Regions from separate parts of the Homo sapiens genome. Here region 1 is linked to region 2. Evidence: chromatin contacts called from ENCODE Hi-C or POLR2A ChIA-PET data. All regions are on one chromosome and are shown on one strand. Each heading gives the region's core, a stretch centred on a gene start or an enhancer-like site at or near the end of the contact. The rest is flanking DNA. Distances are from core to core; before and after follow the strand shown. Region 1 overlaps HMCN2 (hemicentin 2). Region 2 overlaps NCS1 (neuronal calcium sensor 1).

Region 1 (3,787 bases), core at 878-3,377, 75 kb after region 2:
GAGCTGGGACAGATCAGGCTCTGAGTGTTTGCCGAGGCCACGGCGAGAGAGGCAGGTGCTAGAGTTCTAGGGAAGCGCAGAGAATCGAGAATGTGCTGGTCTGGGCTGAATGGGCCAGGCTGGGCCAGGGCTGGCTGGGGCAGCCGAGGAGCTCCCAAGGCGGGCCAGGCTCTGACTGGAGTAGGCATAGATAGGAGGGTCTGGCCTGGGGGGGTTGTGCTGTCTCAGGGTTGAGATCCTCTCAGGCTTGGGGTGCTCTTAGCCTTCGTTCACTTGTTCCGTCTTTCATTCCTTCAACACAGGGTCACCAGGTGCTCGTGTGCCAGGCCCTGTGCTGGGGACACAGGGCAGGTGAGACACAGCATCAACCTTTGTGTTGCTCATGAGCTCAGGCAGAGAGAACAGAGGACAGGGAATGAGCATGCACAGGGCACCGAGTGGCTGGAAGGTGCATCCTCAGGGGCTGTGGGTGCCCAGAGAAGGCTAATCCCAGGAAGACTTCTTGGAGGAGGTGATGTCTAAACTGAAACCAGAAGCACCCAGAAAGATGACGAGCTGGGGAACAGTGTTCCAGACAAAGGGAATAGCACGTGCAGCCCTCCCCGTGACAAGAGAAGTGAGGCAGAGAGAGGGTGGGGAGGGGGCAGCAGGACGGCTGCCACCTGGTACCAGTCACTCCCCGCCTGGGGAGCTGCGGAGGAGTTTGGGCTGTGCCCTGAGGGGGTTGGTGAGAGGTTTTCAGGAGGAGGGTCGTGTGCTCAGACTTTTCCACTGTGGCTGGGTTCTCAGGTAGGCTGGGCTGGGCCATGGGCTCAGGAGCCTGATAAGGACAGCCACGGAAACACGAGCCGGCGCTTCTAGGGTGTTTGCCAGGTGCTGGCACCAGCTCAGAGCACATTTTGTTGCTGGCTCATGTAACCCTCACAACAACCCTTGGAGATGGAACGATCATCATCCCCTTTACAGATAGGGAAAACAAGGCACAGAGAGGTTTCATGTCTTGCCCAAGATCACACAGCTGGCGAGTGGCAGAGGTGGGATCTGAACCAAGGGTCTTGCACCTATAGCCCCTGGCCTTGAGTCTGATGCTCACCAGCAGAGTGGGCCTGGCGCTGCTTACGTCTGCAAGCCTTGGGCTCCTCATTGCCAAAATGAGACGTTGTGTGAGCAAGAGAGAAGGAAGGTCTGTGGCACGTGAGCTGTGATCCAGCTGCTGACACTGGTATTAGAGGTTCTGGGTGAGCAGATAGGGTGCTCCAGGGAGGGTGTACCTTGTGTTGTGATGGGCATTGTCATCCTTTGCTCAGCATCTGACTTATTTGAAGCAGACCCATATTTATTTATTTATTTCCTTTCTTTCTCTCTCTCTCTTTCTTTCTGTCCCTCCCTCCCTCCCTCCCTCCCTCCCTCCCTCCTTTCTTTCTTTCTTTCTTTCTTTCTTTCTTTCTTTCTTTCTTTCTTTCTTTCTTTCTTTCTTTCTTTCTTTCTTTCTCTGTCTCTCTCTTTCTTTCCCTTCCTCCCTCCCTCCCTTCCTTTCTTTCTTTCTTTCCTTCTTTCTTTTATGGAGTCTCGCTCTGTTGCCCAGGCTGGAGTGCCCAGGCGCAATCTCGGCTCACTGCAACCTCTACCTCCTAGGTTCAAGTGATTCTCCCACCTCAGCCTCCTGAGTAGCTGGGATTAGAGGCGTGCGTCACCATGCCCAGCTAATTTTTGTAATTTTAGTAGAGATGGGGTTTCACCATGTTGTTCAGGCTGAACTCCTGACCTCAGGTGATCTACCCGCCTCGGCCTCCCAAAGTGCTGGGATTATAGGCATGAGCCACTGTGCCTGGCCCAGAGTCTCATTTCTTTGGGATCCAGGCTGAGTGTCCACCTAGACCTGTTCCTTCGCCTGTCTGCTGTTGACCTTGGAGCCATGTCCCTGTGGCAGAGTTTCTTTCTGGGCCACTGGTGGCCTCTGGCCTTAACTTTAGGTCAGGGAAGGGATGGACAATGGCCCAGCACCTGTGGGTCTGGGGTGAGCTGGTCTGGCAGCGGTGGTGGGAAATGGAATTTCCTGCCTATCTGGGTGGCAGCTGTCGTCCAGCCTTCCTGGCCAGACTGGCAGAGGTCAGGAATGGGTGTGTACTGTGCCCGCTTCCTGCTGTTGAGCTGAGAGCTGGCTTCCTGGTAGTGTCTGGGGCATAGGAAGGGAGGCATCCTACTCCTCTGTGCCAGGAGGGCCTGCACTTGTGGACCAGCCTGCGAGGCACTGGTGGATTACCTTCCGAGCCTGGCATCTGCCAGTCAGGAGTCCTAGGCTCCATGCCCAGGTCCGCTGGTATTTGCCTGCATTATTTGCCTCTCGGAGCCTCACTTTCCTCGTCTGTGAAACGAGGAGGGTGGTAGCAGAGCTGTGCTCATAGGGCCCTCGAGAGGTTTCCTGAGAATGTGCTTCACTTAGGGCTTGCGTGGAATAAATAATGCATGTGGGCACCCCCCCCCATAAACCTGTGTCCAGGCTGGGTGAGCTGACCAGCGCTCGGTGAGGTGGGGCGACTCGTCACATGGCTGGTTGCCTGACTGTGTGTGGCAACCCCTCCTGAGTTCAGTGCCCTGAGCTGTGGTCTGTGCTTTACTTCATTCCTCTCTAAATGAATGTGTGTCCTCTTTTTTTTTTTTTTTTTTTTTTTGAGATGGAGTCCTATTCTGTCACCCAGACTGTAGTGCAGTGGCACGATCTTGGCTCACTGTAACCTCTGCCTCCCGGGTGCAAGTGATCCTCTTGCCTCAGCCTCCCAAGTAGCTGGGATTACAGACACGCACCACCATTCCCGGCTGATTTTTGTATTTTTTGTAGAGATAGAGTTTCTCCATGTTGGCCAGGCTGGTCTCGAACTCCCGACCTCAGATGATCCACCTACCTTGGGCTCCCAAAGTGCTGGGATTACAGGCATGAGCCAGTGCTCCCAGACTAAATGGATATGCCTCCTCTTTCTGTCCTCTCATTTCAGTCCCTGCTTCTTAGTCCCATCCTGGAAGCTCCTGGTTGCCGGGGGCCGAGCTGGGGAACAGGAGATGTGCTGTTTTGGACACTAAAGACTCTCCGGCCATCCTTTGGGGAGGGGAGTTGGGGAGAAATGGGCTGGGCTCTGTGGCGAGGGGGCCATGGCGAGGCGACTTCTCCATCAGGCATAGCAGGCACTGGCAGAAGGCCCTGCACTTGTAGGGGTCCAGGATGCTTTTCTAATTTTGATTTCTTTTAAAATCAGAATTAAAAAATGACCAATAGTGAATAGATAAAGACTAATCCAGCCTGCATCATTCATGTCTTTGTGCCAGTGCAGTTATGAAATATAATTTTCCATGTTTCTTTATGGAGGAAGAGGAGTAAAGGCATCTTGTGGCCCTGACCAGCAGAGCTGCCACCCTAGGCCCAATCGCAGCATTCCCTCTGTGGGAAAAGTGGTCCCCGAGTCCTCAGGAAAGGGGGCTGTGGAGACCCCTCCCCGGGGTCCACTTTGCCCATCTGCACAGTCTTCCATCCTGAGACTCCTCCCTCCTCCTGGCAAACTGAGTCTCAGGGGGCTCTTCTGGAGCTGGCTGCAACCCCCAGCCCTGCCCCCGTGCTCTGAGCCACAGCCCTGGGTGGGAGGCAGAGGCTGGGGTGTGGACTCTCCAGGCAGTGATAAGGAGTCCTAGAGCTGTAAGGTACCAGGACCAAGGTGAAAATAGAGTTACCGCCTTCCAGATGGATAAACTGAGGCCCAGAGTGAGGATGGGACTCATTCCTGCATGCCCAGTGAGG
Region 2 (3,904 bases), core at 285-2,784:
CCCCCTGGTGGTGGTAAGCCGCCAACGCACCTGGGGGCTGCAACCCCACCGGACGGGTGGTCCGGAGGGAGGCTGGAGCGGGGAGGCGAGGAGGGGGCTGTGAGTCCTCAGAGGCCCTGGGCCACCACATTTCTGGCAGCGTTTCCCAGACACCCCTCTGCTAGGCCATCCCTGGATAGCAAGTGAATTAACTTAAGGGCACTGTGATGGGAAGCCTTGCCCCCCTCTTTTTTTTTTTTTTTTAATATCTGCGGAATAAACCCAATGGTTAATTTTTGAATGAATAAAAGGCTTTTGTTGAATAAACAGCTGGTCCCATCTTCTGTCTTGGCATCTTAGCATCCAGGCTCAGGCTCTGCCCCTTCTCCAGGATGGGGTAGCCCCGAGTCGCCCTCCCCAGTCTGCACATTCCCTGTTGTCCCTGTTCCTGCAGTGGCTCCCGGCCCCAGGGAGGCCCACCTCACTCCCAGCCTGACTCGGTGGCTGGCTTCCTTCAGGACTTTGCGCAAGTCAGTTCTGCTCATTGGGTCTCAATTTCCCCATCCCTTGGATGGGAGCAAGAGTCTCTGCTGGGCCTGCCTCGCAGGGGCCTGGTGAGACCCAAATGTGAGTGTCATCATCAAAGCCCCTCACAGAAGTGGAGGACGGTGCCCAAGAGTAGCGGTTTGGACTGCTGCTGCCTCCCACCCGGAGCCTGCCACTTGGGGGAGAAATTGGTATAATGCTTGCAAAAACAAACAAACAAAAGGCAATGTCTTCTGGTTGTGGTTATTTCCTTTCCTGCTTGCCTCCCCAGCCCCCTTTGAGTCTCTTTTTGGGGTGCCGTCCTGTCTGAACCTGCCGGTGTGTGTCTCTGGGGCCAGGGTCAGGGCGAGGCCCAGGGGTGGACAGGGGCCGTGTAGCATGCCCCAGCCTCCCCAAGCTCCTGCTGTATGTCGTCCATGTCACGCCAATTAAACACGCTTCCTGGACTTGTCCTCGCCTCCCTGTGTGGGCCTGTTGCTTTGTCTGTTTACATTCTTCTCCGTTTCGTTTTAGGTTTCTTCCCTTTGTGACACCCTTTCTCTGGCTTTGGGTGTTGTCTTCCCAGTTTCCTGAAGAGAAAGAATGTGTAGGCCGGGTGCAGTGGCTCATGCCTATAATCCCAGCACTTTGGGAGGCCGAGTTGGGCGGATCACCTGAGGTCTGGAGTTCGAGACCAGCCTGGCCAACATGGTGAAACCCCGTCTCTACTAAAATACAAAAATTAGCTGGGTGTGGTGGCAGGCGCCTGTAATCCCACCTACATGGGAGCCTGAGGCAGGAGAATCACTTGAACCCGGGAGGCGGCGATTGGAGTGAGCTGAGACCACACCATGGCACTCCAGCCTGGGTGACAAGAGCGAGACTCCATCTCAAAAAAAAAAAAAAAAAAAAGAGAGAGAAAGAATGTGCAAAGTGAGAACCTTGAGTATACTTTTAAACCAGAAAAATCTGCAGGAGTGTTTCTGCGAGGCCTAGAGTTGAGTGGTGTGAGGCCCCGCCCACTGCCTCACCCACGACATCCCCTGACCTGCCTGTTTCATCTGGAGAGGGCGGCTGCTGCTTTAAAAATGTCTGAAAACCATTGGCCTAGATCAGTGGCTCTCAAAGTCAAGTGTGTCTCAGAATCACCTGGATTGGAGGCTGCTTCAAACCCAGCTTGCCAGCCCAGCCGCCGAGTTTCTGATTAGGAGGGTCTGGGCAGGGGCCTGGGAATCTGAGTTCCTAACAAGTTCCTGGGCTGCGCTGCTGCTGCGGGTCTGTGAATCACACTTTGAGGACCCCTGGGAGGTGTGTGCGCTGCAGCATGTCCGGTTGGGTCCCTACCTCCATTGGCTCAGGGATTCAGGCAAATGATTCATTCACCTCATCTGACTTTTGCACCTGTGATGGGCCAGGCGCAGGGGGCCTAGAGATTGGTTGCTGACCACATGGAGGGTTGCGTCGGGAGGGAAGGTGGGGAGATGAGTAGCTCTTGTGCAAGCTCCCAGCAGGCACCCCGAGAGGTGGCAGTCTGTGTGGCTGCCCTCCCCCGAGTCACCCTTGGCCTGGAGCCTGGGATAGAGGAGAGCCCTCCTCTTCCCCCTCTGGTCAAGTAACCCCGTGTTTGCTCAGTATGCATGGGCCCTGCCATGTTGGGGAGAGGGGGATCAGAGGAGGTGGTGGTTTTCACTTTCGTAGCTTGTTAAAGGAACACGAATTCAGAGAGCAACAAAAGCCAGCGCGGACTCAGGAACATAACTGTCAGTTAGAATTCATTGCTCTTGGCCAAAAGCTCTTGAAAGACGCATGAAGCGTGTAGATTGATAAGATCAAGCAGCCCATGTTAGAATGAACCACCACCTGCAAACACAGGCCACGTTTCAGACATGTTTCAGAGTGAAAGGAATCATCAGATCGCCACCACCTTCCAGGCAAAGCTGAAGGCCCAATGTGACTTCCGCTTTGGGGTTGAAGCAACCGTTGAGAAGTGGATGCAGCGATGTCACCCTCTGTGGCCACGCTGGGCATCCAGCATTGTGCGTTGCTCTGGCGGGTCCTAGAGTGAAGATGCCAGAACTCCCCAGACCCTCAAGAGGGTTCCAAAGGCAGCATGGAAAGGCAGTGTGGGACGGTGATTGGGGCCACAGGTTGTGGAATCTGACCTGGTTCCCAGCCAGGCTCTACCACTTGACGCTGGGCATGTGTTCTGACAGACAGGGTTTTCTGGTAAAAAAGTGGACCCTCGGCCGGGCGCGGTGGCTCACGCCTGTAATCCCAGCACTTTGGGAGGCCGAGTCAGGCGGATCATGAGGTCAGAAGATTGAGACCATCCTGGCTAACATGGTGAAAGCCCGTCTCTACTAAAACTACAAAAAATTAGCCAGGCGTGGTGGCAGGTGCCTGTGGGAGGCTGAGGCAGGAGAATGCCGTGAACCCGGGAGGCGGAGCTTGCAGTGAGCCGAGATCGCGCCACTGAACTCCAGCCTGGCAACAGAGCGAGACTCCGAGACTCCGTCTCAAAACAAACAGACAAAAACCCCATGGACCCTCAATGAGAGGCAGGCGATGGCTCGACAGCCCCTGCCCCACAACCTCGCCAGAGGTGGAATGTTGCAATGAAGGCAGGTATTAGATCAAATTCTGCCAGAAGTCCAGATATTCACTGTCAAGTAAGTACAAAGACAGGCAGGCACCTGTACCTGTCCATCCAGGGGGTGGGGGCCCCAGGACCCCAGGAGCCCTGCCCCTGAGCACAGTCCTGAAGCACCAGGCTGCTTGCTGCTCTTCCCTTGTGGTGCACAGTGCTGAGCTCTGAAAATCTTTGTAGCCAAGCATGTATCTTCACCACATTACACTTCTATGAAAAGGGACTTCTAACATCCTTTGTGTGGATAAAATCTGTGGTGTAGGTTTTAATAAAAGTACATATTTAAAATGCTAATATGACACCCTCTGGAGGGCTGATTCCTGACTAGACTGTTTCACACACTTGGGGACTGTCCCTGAGGCAGAGATTGGAGGTAATTTACATACCCACACAATGTGCTGTTTCCACCGAAGCACTGAAAGTAAATCTGTGCACGGGCGCCTGTCTTTGGAAATACCAAGCTCTGGTTCAGAAGGCCGTTGTGAGGGCAGCTGGGGCAATGTTTCCAGCAGAGGGTGAGCTTGAACGGGGGTGAGCTGTTGGTGGAGGAAGCTCAGGTCTTTTCCAGCAGCCTTGGGCGTGGTGCCTACAGGGACCACGGTTCAGAAATGGTGTTGCTGAGGGCACATGATGGGTCATGGTCCCTTGCTCTGCTCGAGTCAGGCTAAAGCCTGTGCTGACTCACCCCCTGGCCCAGCCTGCGCTGGATGGCTTACTGTGGGCTGAAGCTCAGTAGAGGCACAGACCTGGCCA

Evidence for each region. A loop is a pair of places that touch in the nucleus more often than their neighbours do. ChIA-PET counts read pairs that join two places held with the same protein, here RNA polymerase II (POLR2A). Pooled maps may share reads with other maps.
Region 1: a map with no recorded cell type shows a loop between it and region 2 (6-fold over the local background). The contact joins two enhancer-like sites. A Hi-C loop is called at or near these places in 2 of 168 maps with a recorded cell type or tissue (endothelial cell of hepatic sinusoid and left colon), 4 of 37 single-sample maps with no recorded cell type and 5 of 50 pooled maps. POLR2A ChIA-PET finds 5 or more read pairs at or near these places in 9 of 52 experiments (AG04449, AG04450, GM10248 and 5 more).

The regions. Positions count from the first base shown.
Region 1 is chr9:130,311,126-130,314,912 of GRCh38, forward strand. All of the region lies in intron 15 of HMCN2 (hemicentin 2), which reads left to right. Among named protein-coding and RNA genes, the nearest start is that of HMCN2, 47 kb to the left of the region's middle. RefSeq lists an enhancer at 3,763-3,787. Within about 2 kb of position 2,128, at least 2 of the 41 ENCODE cell types and tissues checked have a DNase peak (open chromatin) inside an H3K27ac peak, as active enhancers do.
Region 2 is chr9:130,236,322-130,240,225 of GRCh38, forward strand. It overlaps NCS1 (neuronal calcium sensor 1), which reads left to right. Exons shown (of 8, transcript NM_014286.4): 8 at 1-982. Among named protein-coding and RNA genes, the nearest start is that of MIR12126, 3.1 kb to the right of the region's middle. RefSeq lists enhancers at 631-1,190, 3,348-3,527, 3,608-3,787. Within about 2 kb of position 1,535, at least 10 of the 41 ENCODE cell types and tissues checked have a DNase peak (open chromatin) inside an H3K27ac peak, as active enhancers do.